Regions from separate parts of the Mus musculus genome. Here region 1 is linked to region 2. The links are chromatin loops, found by intact Hi-C in ENCODE. Cell type or tissue: gastrocnemius. All regions are shown on one strand. Each heading gives the region's core, and the rest is flanking DNA. Links, peaks and the distances in the headings are about the cores only. Region 1 has its middle 170 kb from the start of Gm41333. Region 2 has its middle 9.4 kb from the start of Gm22521.

Evidence for each region. Peaks named below come from ENCODE experiments on the same cell type or tissue, not always from the same donor. Only the 100,000 strongest peaks of a DNase experiment are listed, where the experiment ranks them.
Region 1: it touches region 2 in a loop (2.5-fold over the local background); 1 of 42 quality-filtered maps calls a loop at or near these places.

Annotation. Positions count from the first base shown.
Region 1 is chr15:62,499,720-62,508,421 of GRCm38, reverse strand. No RefSeq gene overlaps it. Among named protein-coding and RNA genes, the nearest start is that of Gm41333, 170 kb to the left of the region's middle. In gastrocnemius, for the core only: no CTCF peak of the experiment used is centred there; no DNase peak of the experiment used is centred there; H3K27ac peaks cover 755 bases.
Region 2 is chr15:62,798,267-62,806,968 of GRCm38, reverse strand. No RefSeq gene overlaps it. Among named protein-coding and RNA genes, the nearest start is that of Gm22521, 9.4 kb to the right of the region's middle. In gastrocnemius, for the core only: a CTCF peak has its summit at 3,984 (motif pointing right); a DNase peak (open chromatin) is centred at 3,987; H3K27ac peaks cover 1,493 bases.

The DNA of each region.
Region 1 (8,702 bases), core at 283-8,282, 300 kb after region 2:
CTAGAGAGTCACAATGGGGAATGAAGGAAGGGGAAAATATCCAGTTCCTTCTATGGAGAATGCTTTCTTGTTCTTCATAGGTAATGCCTGCCTGGGGCTATACAGGAGAGTGTATACATAGCTGAGAATGGAAAGAAGTTGGGAGAGACGGTGCCTCTTGTCACATTAACAGGGACTGTGCAGATGGCAGTACCCTAGACTTAGAACTTTTGTTACACACCAATGATGGAGTTGGAGGGATGTATATGAGGCAGGCAATGACCTCATGAGGATGTTTTCAACCATCTCCTGAAAGAGATGAAGACCATAGGAAACTCTGAGACACAGGTCACAGGTAATTCTCAAAGAATGGAAAAGCCATCTGGATCACCTCCAAGGCACTAAGAACCATCTCAAATATGCCTCCTTTTCCACAGAGTTTCCAAATTATTTGTAGTGGAGTCAAATGACATCCAAGAAACAAACTTCACCTCCTGGCCAAATCGATCTATTGTTCCCAGGTAATGACAACAGAGGGCATGAATCTCCAAGGGATTCACTTTTGAGAGGCAAGGGGGAAGGGCTTCAGGGAAGTGGCACTTGGGTTTGTCTATAGCTCCAATTTCCTTTCATGAATATTTCATTTAATCCGGTATTAATCATTGAGTAGTAATGGCTGTCTCCCCTGTCTCTGTCACTCAAGCAGTCTTTCCTGTCTCTTTTCCTTGTCTCTGTTCTGCACCTTTTATTATTTTTTTCTATATACAATTGTGATTTTTTCTTTCTCCTCTCTTTTCTGTTCTCTACTGTTCTCTTCATAGTCTATAACAAATTAGAAGCTGTCTGCCCTCTGTTTTATGCACACACACACACACACACACACACACACACACAATCTTCATTTCGCTTACCCAGTTACTCCATCTTTAATCAGAAAGGTGTCTAAATTCAATGATTTCTCACTTCCATGCCACATGGACAAAGGTGTCTGGAAGATCTTTACAAGTACAGCAGGGCCCAGGAGGATTCTCAGTGTTTCTGTCAATTACAACTACATAGAAGCCTTGCATGAACTCCTGGCTAGGGAGCTTCATTTTACACAAGATAAGAAGACTCTAGTGGGGACAATTCTACTTGGAAATATATGTTCAGAAGCCTCTGTTCACTTATTAGGTACAAGAGGGCATTTCTCATAGCAAACTCTGTCAATGTGTCAATTGATAAAATCAGGCCAGGCCGCAGGAAGGGGATTCAGAAAAAGTTGAAACTGAATGGCTTTCTTTCCTCTCAGGAAAAAGGGGAAGTTTCTTTGTATCTCTGTATACAAAACCCATTTGACTTGTTTCCAATATTATCTTCCTTTATATTCTATACACAGAACCAAATTCCCCTCCCAGCTCATGCCAAGCCTGTGTGTTCAAATAATATTAAATATCCAGAATCTTCTTTCACCTCTATCTTATCAAATTAAGTAATGTACATTACATTAGCATTAGTGTGTGATTTAAAATTGTTTTCTTTGTTAACGTTATTCCCCAAATTTTCCACTATAAATATTATAATCAAAAAATGTTAAGTTAATGGCCAACAGACATTTCGTAAAATCTTTGTAACCCAGTTTCTTCCCCTAGTCCCCAGTGAAAACAACCTCCCATTAACCTCTGCCTTCCCAGAATTATCAAGATCTTTCTGTATCTTTAAAGTGATTATTTTAGCTTTTAATTGGAGGTCTTCATGCTTACAGTTCATGTAACTTTCGTATCTTGGTAAATATAGACAACTGCTTCAATTTTAGAAGTGAAGAAAAGTAGACTTGGAAAGGCCCATGATATGTCTGTGTTCATAAATTTAAGCCAGAGGCAAACCCCAACACACATACACACACATACACACCATCTCATCTAGATTGTCTAATCCTTGAGTTGACATAGTGGCCACAGAACTTTTCTCAACAGCTCCACTGAAATCCAAAGGTGGATAGTATAGTCTACCAGAGAGCAGATCAAGTGCTGAGCCTAGGTGTTTCTGGATTATTAATGCTATAGAATGAGCAAAAAATTTGAAAGTAGGGAATCAGTAGTTATAGCACTACTCTGCCAGAGGTAAGTCATCTTATTTGCATTTAACTTTTTGTTTAAACAGAAAAGTAGTTCACAGGTTAAGGAACTATATTTCCTTATCTAGGATAAGAGACTCTAAAACCAAAGTCATTCAGCCAATCAACAATCCCTCCAGCCCAACCTGGATCAGAACACAGACAGTATGACTCCAGCCCAAAGGTAACTTTCTGCTATACTCTCAGAGATATAGTGGCCCAGAGCCTCTATACTCCACTCTACAGACCTCATGTCCTCTTGTGTTGGCGCTGTGTGTAGAATGAGATTGCAGGGTCACTGTAGAAAACTGTAGCTGTCTCTCCATCTAACTCTGGGCATGTGATCATTATCCAACAGTATCAAATGTAAAACAAGGGGTTAGAGAAATTGCTCTGGAGTCAAGAATTCCTGCTGCTCTTGTAGAGGACTAGAGTTTGCTCCCAGCACTTCTATCCAATGGGTTGCAACTACCTGTGACTCCAGTTTCAGGGGACCCTATATTCTCTTCTGGTCTCTGAGGATAACCTCATAGGTAAATGCATTTACACAACACACACACACACACACACACACACACACACACACTAAAATAAAATAATCTTTTTAAAGGCAGACATGTTTTTAATTTATTATTAACCATATTTTGAAAAAGTAAAATGAGACAGGTAAATTTATTTATGATATATTTTACTTAATCCAATATACACAGAGTACCAGTATTGTAGCATCAAGACAAGATAAGAAGTTGTTAATGAAATATTTTAATTCTTATGTAAGTCCATCACACTGTCAACTAGGCACATTGCAAGCCCTCAACATGTAAGTGTTACACAGTCCAGCTTCAGGTATTAGGAGTCCTTCACACTCAAGTATTCCTGTGACCACCTGCTATTGAATACAAACAAATGCTATTGTACAGCCATAACTTATCTGCCTTAGAGATTCAGGAAACATCAACACCTGACAAGCCAGATATATCTAGATCCTCAGCCTGCCTTCTGTGTGCTTGTTGAAACCCTTATAGGATATAGTTAGACTTCAATCTCTGAGGAAAAAATACTTTCTTCTTATTCCACATGTATTCCGATTGTCTTACAGAAAGCACAGGACTCTGCAGGCATTCAATATATATGTAATGAAAAAAATGAATAGTATTTGGACTTTCCCTTGGATTCTCTGATTTCCAGTCCCTACTTTTCCACTAACTAGCCCTGTGATCATGACCTTCTCCCATAAGTCTCCTCTGAATCTAATCTACCTTATTAGTAGCAACAATCTCTAGGCCTGTAGCCCCTGTGACCTCTCATGTGAATAACTCACACATTACACGAACATTTGCTGAGCAGATATGAGCAAACCTCTACTTACTCCAACTAGATCACCAAGGATACACCATAGGAGTGATGCCAACCAAGTCCAGCTGGGGGTAATCAATGAGCTCATTGCTTTTACTTATAGAACTGGATGCAGGGTTATTTGTAGCACTTGGGGTTACCCTCACACGGCTACATTACCACCAAACCCACCTCCATAATTGATGGCAACCTTATCAAACTGCATCATGGATTTCCTCTCATTTAACCTTCAGCTTCCTATATTTACAGGAACATTTTCCTGAGGTCGGTTGCAGATGGGGCAGGCATGCGGAAATATTGGGTAGAATTCCAGGTGAGGATCTTCAAATGGCCCCCTTCCACTATGTGGTGTTAGCAGCTCTATTACCAGTACCATAGACCTATTTCTGATACATAGCTATTACTATACCATTATTAAATAGTTGTTGATGTGTTACTATGCTTAGATTATTACCATGGCTACCTGGCCAAAGTTATCTTTAGTTCAAGATGGTGATGGAATGACTGTGGTAAACCAGAGGGAAACACACACACACACACGGGGGGAGGGGGGGAGAGGGGGAGAGAGACAGAGACAGAGACAGAGATACCCTGAGATGGATACCTGCTGAGTACCTGCTGCCCATAAGCACAGCTTGGCAAGATTTGTTCCTTTCTCCACATCTGAACCTCTATCTAAAAGCCATGGCCTGGGGTCCACAATTACAGAGCATCCTGCTGCATGGCATTTGCTCAGCATATGTAATCACCATGTTGGTGGCATCACCACAGCCACAGGAAATTGAAATTGCCTCTTTCAGGTCTTAATAGGGTGTTTCTCAGCCGTTTCTCATGCAGCTCCTAAGGGGAGGGCATCTCCTCGCCATGCTCAGCTCTTACATTAATAACAGGGGATAGTGACATGCCACTGCGCCCAATGCAGGGACAGCTGCATCTCTGTGAGCTCCACACTGTGTTCAGGAGCAGGCAGATGGGGATAGGATAGAACTGAGAGTATGGGCAAAGTGGCTGTTACACATGAATGGCATTTGCAGCTGAGACTTGCAAAAATATGAGAAAAGGCATTGTGAGCTTAGATTAGTCCCAAGCACTGTGAAAAACCAGGTGCTTTCCTGACAATCTCTGCAACCAAAAACTGCAAAGGAGGAAGCAGGAACTCTGGCAGAGCCTTCAGTGTAGACCAAAATTCTGAGCCAGCTTTCTGAGAATCTCTGTCTCCAGTACTAAAAGCAACAAAGTCCACACCACCCATTGCTGGCTCTCAGAACATCTTTCAGTACTTGTCCTATGTCCCAGACTCATTGGTCTAACTACCACTCCCTGAGGGGGCCATCATCTTTCAAGATGCATTTATTATTACTTATTTCACTTAATTTATTGACTTTACATCCCAACTGTGGTTTTACCTTCCTTCTCTCTTCCCAGTCCTCCCCCATCCCCTCCCACACACAGCCCTCACCCTAATCCACTCCTCCTCTGTTTCTCTTCAAAAAAAGAGGAGGCCTCTGATGGATATTAGCCAGTCCTGGCATATCAAGCTGCAGTTAAGACTAGGTCATCATCTCTTATTGAAGCTAGACAAAGCATCTCAGTAAGAGGAAGGGTTCCCAAAGGCAGGCAACAGAGTCAGAGATAAAACTCCTGCTCCTGCTGTTAGGAGTCCTACATGAAGACCAAGCCACACAACTGTAACATATGTGCAGAGGGCCTAGGTCAGGCCCATGCATGCTTCCTGCTTGGCAGTTCTGTTCAAGATGGTCTTAATTCATAAATGTTCCTTTCTCATCTTCCTGGTTACTAAACTCTACCCAGTCTTTAAAGATGACTTGGATACCACCTTCTTCCTAAAGCAGTCTTCTACCATCAGGACAAGCTGAGTCTAGATCTGTAATCTCTCTTCTCAGTTCTTTGAATGCCCAGTATCTCTTCTTTTCATTGTACTTGCCACCCTGAAGAGCCAGACCCAGTTTCTCATCCCCGCTGCTTCCTAAGCTCAGTAGTGAAAATTGTATCTTCTGTCTGCAGTTCTAACACACATGTAAATTGCTAATATAGAAAGCAGGGGAAATGGGTCTGTAGGAAAATGGTAAAGAAGTGTGGAAACAGTATAGTACTTGCCTCAATATCATGAAGGTTTGAGTTATAACCCTGTCGTGATGAGCATTGTGGAGGTGGAGATCTGTCAGTGGAGACTGGTGAGCTCCAGGCCAATGGGAGAGACCCGGTCTCAAAATAAGGTAGACTACTCCTGAAGAATGATACCCCAGGTTGTTCTTCGGTTTCCACACACACATATACACATATGTGTGGGCACACATAGACTTATGTTTACCTATACATACATACATACATACATACATACACCACACACTAAGTAAATGAATGTATGAATGAATAACATGGAGAAAGAAAGGAAGAGAAAACCCATTTACTGAATAATATATATGAGAGGCATGAGAATTGAACTCTTTTCACCAAGCTCACACAGTCAAGGCTGAATCCACAATGAGACAATGTTTTGAAATAAGGACTTTCAGGAGGTAATTAAGTTTGAGCAAAGTCAACTGGGTCCTGATCTAAGTGAACTACTACTCTTATGCCAAACACCAGAGGAAAGACAATAAGAAAACAAAAGAAGGGCATTGTCTACCCATTAAAAAAAAAAATCCTATAGACACCTTATCTTGAAGATCAAGTTTCAAAAATTGTAAAATAATACATTTTCAAGTTTATGCTAACATATTTATAGAGTTTTATTACACCAGACCTGCACTAACAAAGTGTATGATAGAAATCTTTAGCTGCATAACATGGTCATAGAAAGTGATAGGGGAAAAAAAAGAGAGGTTCATATCAAGATGTCTGCTCAGCAGAAAACCTAAGGACTGGAACATAGGAACCCCATAGTCCCCAGCTGTTCCGTCATCAGAGTTCTTCTAGCACGCAGAGTGAAACTCACACTCGTGGGCTATTTCCACCTAGATCCTGCGGGCTACATATATATTAAAACCAAAGGGTCCCTTTATAGCTGGACTCTGACCAGAATCATTATTCTGTGTTTTATCACCTGCCTAGCAGAGACCCAAGAAATAATGTTCTATGGCTTGTGGCTCAATGGACTCCTCTTGCTTTCCTCATGGCCTTCTCTAGGGATAGCACTCCCTTCACAGCGTGATAAGCTTCTTCTATTTCTTCTCATCCTCCATCAACATTTCCCCCCAAAAAATGTCTCTTGCTCTATTTAACTCTATCTTAGCTCTGCATGAGCTATTCTGAGCGAGCTGAATATAGGGGCTTTGTATAGAAGCTTCCTATTGGGGCTTCTTTTATAATCATCACCTGGATATATTGTCCTAGCAACCTGAAGAGGAAATGTTTTATTCCCATGTTCTAGAACAAGAAAGTAACATGATGGAGAAGAGGGGCTTGTGCCAACATACAACAGCTGGTAATGATGAAGCCACATCCTGTCTTCTAAAGCAAAGCATCCATTTTTGTGCCTGCCTCCAGTACTTAGGAAGACTTCATTCCCCTACCCCTCCAAGCCCTTCTGCCCCTGCTTGTAAGCAGTTCTTTTGAACCTAATGGGGCTCTCATCAGGTTTCTGAAGTCACCTCTGGAGAGGAGGCTGTCAAAGTTTCAACATAAAACCTGAAACATGATCTTTATGGGGAGAAATGAGAAACCTGTTAAGGAAGCTGGGGGGGAGGGGGTACGGTGTAGATGAGCAAGGTGTCCTGCAAGTGGACCCAGCAGGCCAGTCATAACTCAGGAATGCATCGCCTCATTTATCCCCTGACCAGGAGTCCACCGGGAGCTATTGCATAAGATGAGAGCATGGTCACTAGTTACCATGTGACTAGCAATCATAGATGCATGACAAAGCAGAGAGGAATGCAGCATTTGGCACACCGTTTAGAGGACAATAAACAGGTCCTAGTGAACTTGTGCATGCTCAAAAAGCACCCAGCAACTTGGTTAAAATGGGCAAGTCTAGACTATATCTCCTCCCTGTTAGCATGCTTGCTTCTACCCCTGAAAGGTCAAAGAAGGAACTCACTCATTAGTTTTCACTGCTTTAGGACTTAACATACTATTGCTAGAAGAAGCAAGTTAAAATCAAGTCACAAAGAATTTATTTGATCACCTATTGTGCTGTCATGCTGGGTACCAAATACACGATTGAAGTAAGACTTAAGCCTTAGGAAGCTTCACTATCTGAAGATAAACAGTCTCATTAGTAGTGACTAGTGTTTGGCAGGTTAAGGACAAAGGTTCTAGAAGGATCATATCCCAGTAATAATTACTATAGTTGTTGACCTATGAACCTAAGCACTTCCTAGCCTCTCTCAGGTCTTTTGTCTTCTGCCTCCTTCCAAGCCTACTTTCATTCTTATATTGTACTGGCGGAGCACTAACAAAGTCTTTGTCATCTCCTTGATCTAAGCACATACACCCTCATCATGTTTACATTCCCATCTCTAACTGGTTTCCAATGCATGGTCTTTACTGACAGTAAGTGTTCTAAAATAAACCATAATGTAGTAGAATGTACTACTATGACTGAGTAAAATCTTAGCTGGTTTTCTTTCTTTTCCTTTTTTAATGTTTTTAAGAGTCTTACATAACACATGTTGGTGTCAAATTCACTGTGCAACAGAGGTGATACTCAAACTCCTGATCCTCTTGCCTTTATCTTCCAGGTGCTAGAATTCTACGTGTGTGCTTACTGTGCTTAGCTAATTAAAAGCCCCCATTATCCTGACTGTACAGGTAAGGAAAGTAGACATATACAGACTTCTTACATTACTCAGCATCATGCTCCAAGAAGTCCAAACTTTAGGTCATTTCACTCCTAATGGAACCCAGAAAACAATGACTGAAGGTATGACTGTACAAGGCCAGACTATAGACTGGAAAATGTGCCTCTTTAGCAGTAGGATTATTTTGAGCTTGTTATTTTAAAGCATATAGACATGAGAGTAGTTCTTTAAAAAGTAGCTGCCTTCTTATAAGAAGAGCCACATCTATAGAGGAAGTTAACTTTGAGAGAGACTCCCTCTTACCAGGAAAAAAAAAAGACCCATTAAATAAATCACTGAAGAATGAGAAATTGGAAAAGGCATGGAGTGTGAGCTGCAGAGCACAACTAAGCTTTGTTTGAGGGGCTTTTCCTACCCATCTTGCTATGAAGAACTTTGCTTTTTTTCCAGAAGGTGCTAATATTTAAGTCTGAGGTTCAGTCTCTTTCCTAGAGATGCACTCTATGAAC
Region 2 (8,702 bases), core at 296-8,295:
TTTAATGATGGAGACATGTTGTGCATGCCTTGACAAAGGTTTCTTTATTTTTCTTTATTTTTTATTGGTTATTTTATTTATTTACATTTCAAATGTTAACTCCCTTCCCAGTTTTCCCTTTACAAGCCCTTCCCTCCTGCTTCTATGAGGGTGTTCCCCCACCTATCCACCCACTCCCTAGCATTCCCCTATACTGGGGCATCGAGCCTTCACAGGACCAAGGGCCTCTCCTTTCCCATTGATGCCCAACAAGGCCATTATTTGCTATGTATGCAGCTGGAGCCATGGGTCCCTCCATGGGTACTCTTTGGTTGAAAGTTTCTTTTTAAAATTGAATATCATTCATTTGTCTTGTGACAGATTGACGCATGGAAATGATGCACCTTGGGCATATGCATCTTAACTGTTCTCTCCTACTTACCCCAGATATGCCCAACTATTCCTTCCCAACTCCCCAAGGTATCCATTCCCAGTACTCTCTTCTCCCCACTTCACACTGTCTCCTTAACCCCCTGATCTCAGTGGGTTCTGGCTGTTAGAATGTAGACCCATTGTGTTGGCTTGATCATTTGCAGTGAGTTCATGAGTACAATGTCCACATCATGTCCTAAAGACAGCATTTTACAACACTATTTCCTATCCTTTAACTTTATATATTCTCTCTGTCCCTCTCCTACGATCTTACTTGAGCCTTGAGAATGGCAGTACAGATGTCCCTCTTCTTGTTTAGCATCCAGTAGAAATTTATCTTCAGCAATTTGACCAGTTGCAAGTCTCTACTTTGACCACTGCTCTCCACATAGAGAAGCAATCTCTGGACAAGGATAAAGGCAACCATAGGTTATGGGTATAAATGTAAATACTTAGATGGCAATTTGACAGCATGTGGTTTAGCAAAATAAGAGTAGTAGGATCCTTCTTCTGTGACCTTCTGAGCCATAGGCTTTTGACAATGTTTACAGTAGCAGGCCTGAATTCATTCATTCATTACATTTGGAAGCCTCAAATCCAATCCAAATGTCATATGTTACTCCTATAACCTTCATGTCACTATTGTACCAGCACACACATCTTAGCTAGTAGGTCTGTAGATTACAGAGTTGGCAGCAGGAATACCATTGATTTTGTTTTCTCCCATAGTGGCCTGCATAGCATTACAGATATTAGCGAATTAATAGGAAGTTATGAGGTTAGTTCCAGACTTGCTTTTCTATGTTCTACAACAGAAGTATATTGTATCTTTGGCAATATACTCTCCCTATTTAGTTCTGATTGGCAACCAAGAGCAGTGGCAATAGTTTATGTCATTCAGAGGGAACTCTAGGATCTCTCTGACTGATAACTCATGGTAAAATATCCCTGACATGGTACTAAGTTTTTAATTTAGTAAGTTGTGTCTTCTAGAGTAATCATTATGCCCTTGCAAGTATATGTGCATGCAAGTGCAAACTCCTATTTTATAAATTATATTTTAATGAGTTTATAAAAAGTGGGTTTCTATTGAGGTTTTACATATTTGTTTAGTGTTTTCCAAACTAATATCCACCCCTCCTCTTCCTTTACTTTCCCCCCCATATCCACTTAAAGTTTTAACTCCTATAATCTTTTCTTTTATTTTCATATCATATGTTTATATGTGTTCTACTATGTTCTCTCTAAATGGGGTTTCTTTCTTTCTTTCTTTCTTTCTTTCTTTCTTTCTTTCTTTCTTCCTTCCTTCCTTCCTTCCTTCCTTCCTTCCTTCCTTCCTTTCATCTTTTGGAAGAGGAGTGTTGAGACAGGGTTTCTCTGTGTAGGCCTGGCTGTCCTGGAACTCTGTAGACCAGGCTGCCCTCAAACTCACAAAGATCTGCCTGCCTCTCCACCCCTAGAGCTGGGATTAAAGTTGTATTCCATCACCATCAAGCTAAAGACGGTTTCTTAAGAGGTTCATTTAATGGAGTGTTCCTTGGATCCTGGGGTATACAAATGAGTCTGTAAGTAAAGAGCCAATGGTTGCTAATCTATATGACATGTTTGCTTTTGTTTCACATACTGAGGCTAGAAATTTCATGTAATCTGTCAATGATCATTTGAGGATTTAAGTCTGAAGGAGAATTCAGGTGGCAGTGTATTCTGGGTTGTGGTGGAGACCAAAGGGATGCTTAGAAATGAGAAAGGACCTCCCTATGTTACATTGTCTATAAAAGGAGAGCTCACAGTCAAGAAAGGTTTTACAAGTCTAGCCTTCCCCTTACTCTGACTTCTAAGGATCATCATAACCTTGCTCTGGGGACAGTCTCTCAGGGCTCATCACTCTCTCTTTGCTTAAATGGACTGCTTCAGGAGCAATAATGATGAAGTCTGACCACATTGCCAAGTATACTGAGCGAAAAGCTTTCCCCTCACAGCCTGATGCTTTCAAAAATCATAGACATGTCATATATAACAGTGGTTATTCCTGGAGTATGTGGCTTTGTGGTATGTGGTATGGGATAGATGTTTCAAATAATAACTATTCTGAGAATATACTCGAAGAAGAGAAGCAGTTGAGACTCAGCCAAATCAAAAGATATGTGCAAAAATCAGTTTATCTAGAAACCAACAATGCTCCACACTTCTCATTTATAAAGCACTCCTAGACCTAATATGCATTGTACATCAGCCTAAAACAAACACTTTCTAAGGACCCTTGTCAGCTGGATGAACTACCATAGGAAAAAGAGTAAAGCACAGAAGACTCATCTATACTCCTACAGAGGGACATGAAAACACTCTGCCATTCGGTGGTATTTCTGTCTAGTAGTCTCAGTCTGGAAATCTGCTCTCTAAAGAAATTTCAAAAGTAGTTTCTCTTGAAAAGTAATTAGGGAGCCAGATTTTTTAATGCTTTCCATTTATTTGTAGAAAGAGAGTGTTTTTTTAGTTTACTTACTTATTATTATTTTTCAAACGTGCTCATTCCCAGTTTCCTCTCTGTAAACATCTCATTCCATCTTCACTTTCCTTTGCCTCTAATAGGGTACTCTCCCACCCACCTACCCAATCCTGCCTCACCTCTTTAGCACCCTCCTTCGATGGTACAACAGGCCTCCAGAAGACCAAGCATCTCTGCTCCTGTTGATGCCAGATAAGGCAATCCTCTCCTACATATGTAGTGGGAGCCATGGACTTACCCATGTATACTCTTTGCTTGGCTTGGTCCCTGGAGAGACCAGTTAGTTGATACTGTTTTTTTCCCCCTATAGGGTTGCAGTCCCCTTCAGCTCCTTCAGTCCTTCCATAACTTTATTTCTTATACAGTATGTCTGAAATATTTCTTCCATTTGAGGTATTGATTAACTACTTTTCAACATGAAAAAAAAAAACCTTAAATTCCTTAGATGTCAATCTTCTAAAGGTAACTTAAACATCACAGGCGGGGAGAGTTAGTATATTACTGAAGGCAATGCACTGAAGTTGGGGCTCAAGATACCCAACAGAAATGACTGTTCTGTTCCTAGCATCGCTTCGGTTCTATATTTTCGTCAGCTTCTGTACCAGTTTCCTATCAGATTCTTTTGTTTTTGATGAAAGCCAGCTTTGAAATTTTGCCATCCCAAATTACTTGGATACTTAACTGATTACTGAGAGGCAGTCAAATGGAAGTTGGTAATCTGTGCCAAATTACGAAGACAGTGATCAGAACTAGGGACACTCTCAGAACAAGGATGCTCCAAAGATCCAAAGAGCCGAGTTACCTTTTCTAGAGCTAAGGGTTTGGATTGATCATTTTCAAATGACTGAAGAAATGCTTTGTTTAAAAAGAAAAAAAAAAAACAGTAAATTGAGCATAAAGGTAGAATTTAGGTGTCCTTGTGAAACAAGAGAGACACCTGCTTTGGGAAAAACTGGAGAAAGAACCTCAAAGTCATAGGGAGGTTTAGAGCAAATGCTGTTTGGCATAGAATGGATGTGGTGAGTACCAACAGGCATGCTCCTACCTGTGGAATACAGACTGCTTGGCCACTTGGTGGAGGTGTTGGAGAAGGTATTATGTATCACCATAGAGTTGAGCTCTGTGACCTGACAGTGCCTTTGAACTCTGAAATATTATAAGCCTACAAATTTAAATCTAGTCTATTCTGGCTGAGGAGCTTTGCAGGGTAAGGTGGAACTTTCAGTAAAAGAAAAACAAAATCCAAAGAAATGGTCTTTAATACCAAAAGACTAGAATCACTGAATGTTGTAGCTAACACAGAACTTACCAGAGGTCTCCTCAACTGCCCCTCACTCTAAAAATGCTCATGCACAGGCCTTGAGAGTTTAAATGACCTAAGCAAACTGACATCATGTGGGAGTTCAGATTTCAAATGAGAGTTGAGATAAATATACATATGTTCCACAGAACTCTTCCAGGAAACTCTATTTTAAGAGAGCTGTAATAATCCACTCTTCCAATATTTTGTTTACATATAAAGCACACTTGGCTCTTTTTGTTCAATTTGTCAATGATTCATGATAATCAAAGGGTTGAAAAGCTCATTGGAAATTGTCTTTACGTCCAATGATACCTTTACGTTTCTGAGAAAAGTTTAGGAGCTTGTGCAAGCTTGTTTTTTCTCCTTCTGTAACAAGACAGTCTAAGAAAAACAAACTTAGTGGGTGGGTGAAAATATTTGTTTGATTTATACTTCCAGGGTATAGTCCATAATTGAGTAAAGTCAGGGTAGAAACTGAAGCCATAGAGGAGTACTACTTACTGGTTAAGTCTCTGGCTTCCTCATCTGCCTAAGGATAGTGCCATTCACTGTACTGGATTTTCTCATTCTGATTATTAACCAAGACAATCTGTCACAGATAAAACAACAGACTCACTCACCTGATGCAAGGAAATTCTTCAGTTTCAGCGTTTCAAGGTGAATTTAAGTGCTATTAATAAAAATAATAAACAATAAACTAAACAGGACAGGAGTGGATCAGTAAATTAGCAAGATTTTTAGAATGGCTCCAGACAATCATTCCTAAATTTGCCTGGAAAGACAATTTGTAGGGTCCTTAGGGGGGATTGAAATGAGCTTGAAGAATCTGATTACAGGTAACAGTCATCCTCTCTTGGCATACAGCCAACCTAAAAGCCTTTGAATAACTTCCCATACTCACAATGGGGTAGAGGATGGAGGCTGTACCAGCGATTTCTCATTGTGAGAGCTTTGAGAAAAGTTCCTACCACAAGCACCTTTGTGGATTTGTAAAACAGCCAAAAGCAATCCAAATAACCGTGATGGGATAATCCTGGAAATATCTTTAAAACACCAACTTTGAAATAAATTGAGAAGATTACACAGAGTCCTAAAAGTCTCCACACTAGAGGGAAATGGTCAGTCTGTTCTGGGTCCCCTAGTTCTAATGTGAGTTCACATCTATAGGCACTGAACTCCTGAATCCAATGCTACTTATACTAACTTACTCAGTGAAAGCAGATAGTTCATTAATAATCAGCATGTGTAGAAGCCTGTCACATGGCAATGACCAAGGCTTGTGTTTCTCATCGGGAGGAAGGACAGAGACAATCCCGGGTAAAACATAAGTGTATCTCTTTGAACTCTCTGATCAGAAGGAAATAACACATTTTCAAATTTATCTTTAAGGTTCTAATATAGATTTGATTGATATCTTCTATAATTCATCCAGGTTTTTCCCATGATATACCATACACTCCACAATTTAAAGCTGAACTGTGATTCTGGGACATTCCATCATTATAGGCACCTATAAACTGGTTGTTTCTTCTCCTGCAAATACACCCACTGACAGTGGTATAGATGTGTGAATGTGGAGTATACAAGTCAAAGTATAATTTTAGAACTGTATCTTTCACATTAGTAAGACAATTTACTTCACTTAACCAGGATCCAATTTGTTTAACTAGAGAGAAAGTGTCTTGCTTTGGTGAGCAATGCTGCCCCAGAATACATGAGTTGCTAAATGACAGTCTCAGCACCAGGCATTCAAAAGCAAGGCAGGCTAATGTCATTGCCTAGCATAACTAGATTGCAAAACCTTTGGTTGAATACACGATATATTTCAGATGCAGTACCTAGAGAAATAAACCTTGAATGACCATGAAACTGTTTTCCTGTTGGTCAGCTTACATAGTGCCAGAAGATGCTGTGCAGGCTGCTGAGGACAGAGGGGGAGGGAAAAAGAGGAAGAAGAAGAAGAGAGAGTGAGCATACATATAAGATGCCTATAGCAATGTTTGCTATGTGTATGTATTTAATGCCAGTTGACATTATCAACATATTATTTCTTTTTGTTTCTTTCCAAAAATTTGAGAAATCACTTGAATAAGGCTAAGTGAAAGAGACCTGTAGCAGTTGAAAGCGCTGGGGATTCAGTCAAGGTTTTAGCTCTGGGAAGATTTACCAATTAACTCTAGACTGGCACCAGAGTTACATGTATTCCTGCTTAGACCTGCTCTCCTGTAAAATATCATGGAATATAATTACATGCTTTAATTGAATATAACACCAGTTAACTTAGTGAGTAATTTTTGCAATATGTGTAATGTTTTCTGTCACTCCCTATTCTTTTCAATGCAGCTTAATTTAGCCCACAGCTTTCTACCACTACAAGCTTTAGAAATGGGTTTTCCCCAGTCTCTGTGTTTGTGCTTAATTGCATCTTTATTTCTTTGAGAAAGGAAGGGAAATGGAGAAAGGAAAGGGGATGGGGAGGAATCACAGCACACCTTAACATTACTATTGCTTATAACTTTTGCTTTTAAGTTTGGGTAATTAAACTCAATAAAGGTTATATGAATATATACTCTAGAGCAGAGAGAAATAATCAATGAGGAGAGAAAAGAAGAATAAAAAGAAAATTCTTAAAGACCTCTAGATTCAGCAAGTTGCCCTAAGTCTTTAGGTTCTTAATGCTGAGAAGGCCGGGACAACAGGTCCTGCCTCCAAAACACATCATCTTTCATGTCTGTCAATTTCCTGCACACCCACACTGCTTTCACATAAATGGGGACTTGAAACTTTTAGTATCACTTGAGAAGAAAACCTCCTAAATAATAATAATGAAATGATCAGGAATAAACGTCCAACTTGAATTAGTATTCTAGCTTACATCTAATTCCCTTGTTACAGACATGTTTGCTTACTGAGATTTAAAGACATGCAAAATGGTCTTTATGTTTTCTTTATATTCAGTGGTCAGTAAAAGAAAGTCAAACAAACTAGAACAGAACAAGTTCTTAACTTTTAGTGGAAAATTTCATCCTTTCCTTAATTTTGAGTGGTATTGAACATCTTAAATTCAAATTTGTACAAAGGAATCCATACTAAAACTTAACATTGAAAGAGTGTATCTTTTATCTTGGAAATTAAACAGCAAACTTCCTCCAGAGCCAAACTATATAATCTACAGACAAGTTCTTTTTTGATCTATTCAATGTGAGTGGTAGATCCTTGTCATTTTACAATTTGTAAAGAGTGTTACGGTTTGTAAAGAGCTTCTTAGGACAGGGAGGCAGGAGTGGGTGGATGGGTGGGGAACACCCTCATAGAAGCAGGGCAAGGGGATGGGATAGGGGGCTTCAGGGGGCCAGAGATAACATTCAAAATGTAAATAAAGAAAATATCCAAGAAAAAAGAAAAAAGGAGTTTCTTGTCTGAGAAGGGCTAAGAGATAGGCTGGCTATGACACATCATAGGTACTAGCGAAGAGAGATGAAATAAAGCTCTTGGAACATGAGTTGAGGAGCAATTACACAAAGGTCATTGCCAATATTAGAAATGAGCAAACCAAAACTAGAGTAATTAGTTCTAGTCCACATTAAAACTACAGATAGATGGCTATGGTCAAGATCAAGATGGAAGAAACACAGAGTGATGTGACATTCCATACGAGTCAAGGAAAGTACAAGAAGAAGGAATTCAAGACGATTTGAACTTGAAAATGTGATATATAATACAACTTGGGAAAATGAAAGTCTTTTTTTTTTTTTTTAATTCTCCTTTGGCCAAGAATCATGACTACAGAACCTCCCTTGAGAGTGGGGTTTGGTGAGTCGCCTGGACAGCAGGACTGCTGGCAAAAGTTTTTTGTAAACCTCTCCTTAGGACTGGCTCTGGATAAGTTTGGCAAACAAAAATCACTGTAATAGTAGACCCCAGCCCTCGAGGAATCTATTTTTAGGTGTTATTTCTCAACTATAAATTTTAATCCATTACATTTTATATTATATTGCCTGCAAATAAAACTTCCCTAGGGCTTATATACACATACATACATGTATATGTATATCTATTTATACATATATGTCAATAAACACCAACACTAATATTATTATCTATATTCCCTACTTGTTTTACCCTGGTTATATTCCACCATTGAAGGAAGTCAAAGTAGGAACTCAAGGAAAAAAGACCTGTCTTGCTTTCTAACTCACTTATTAACAGGCTAATATTTAGCTAGATTTCTTACATGTCCCAGGACTACCTGAGTAGAGATGCTGCTGTCCACAGTGACTGAGTCTTTATAAACCAATTAATAAGCAAGATAACTATATATAAATATGCTCACAGACCATATTCTAGGCCTAGAAAATGCATAAATGGAAGCTTTTCTCTCAGATGACTCTAGGTTATGTCAAGTTAACAAATTTCATATTTTATTTATATTTTATATATATTTATGTATTATATAGTTATTTATACTTTATAAAGGAAACC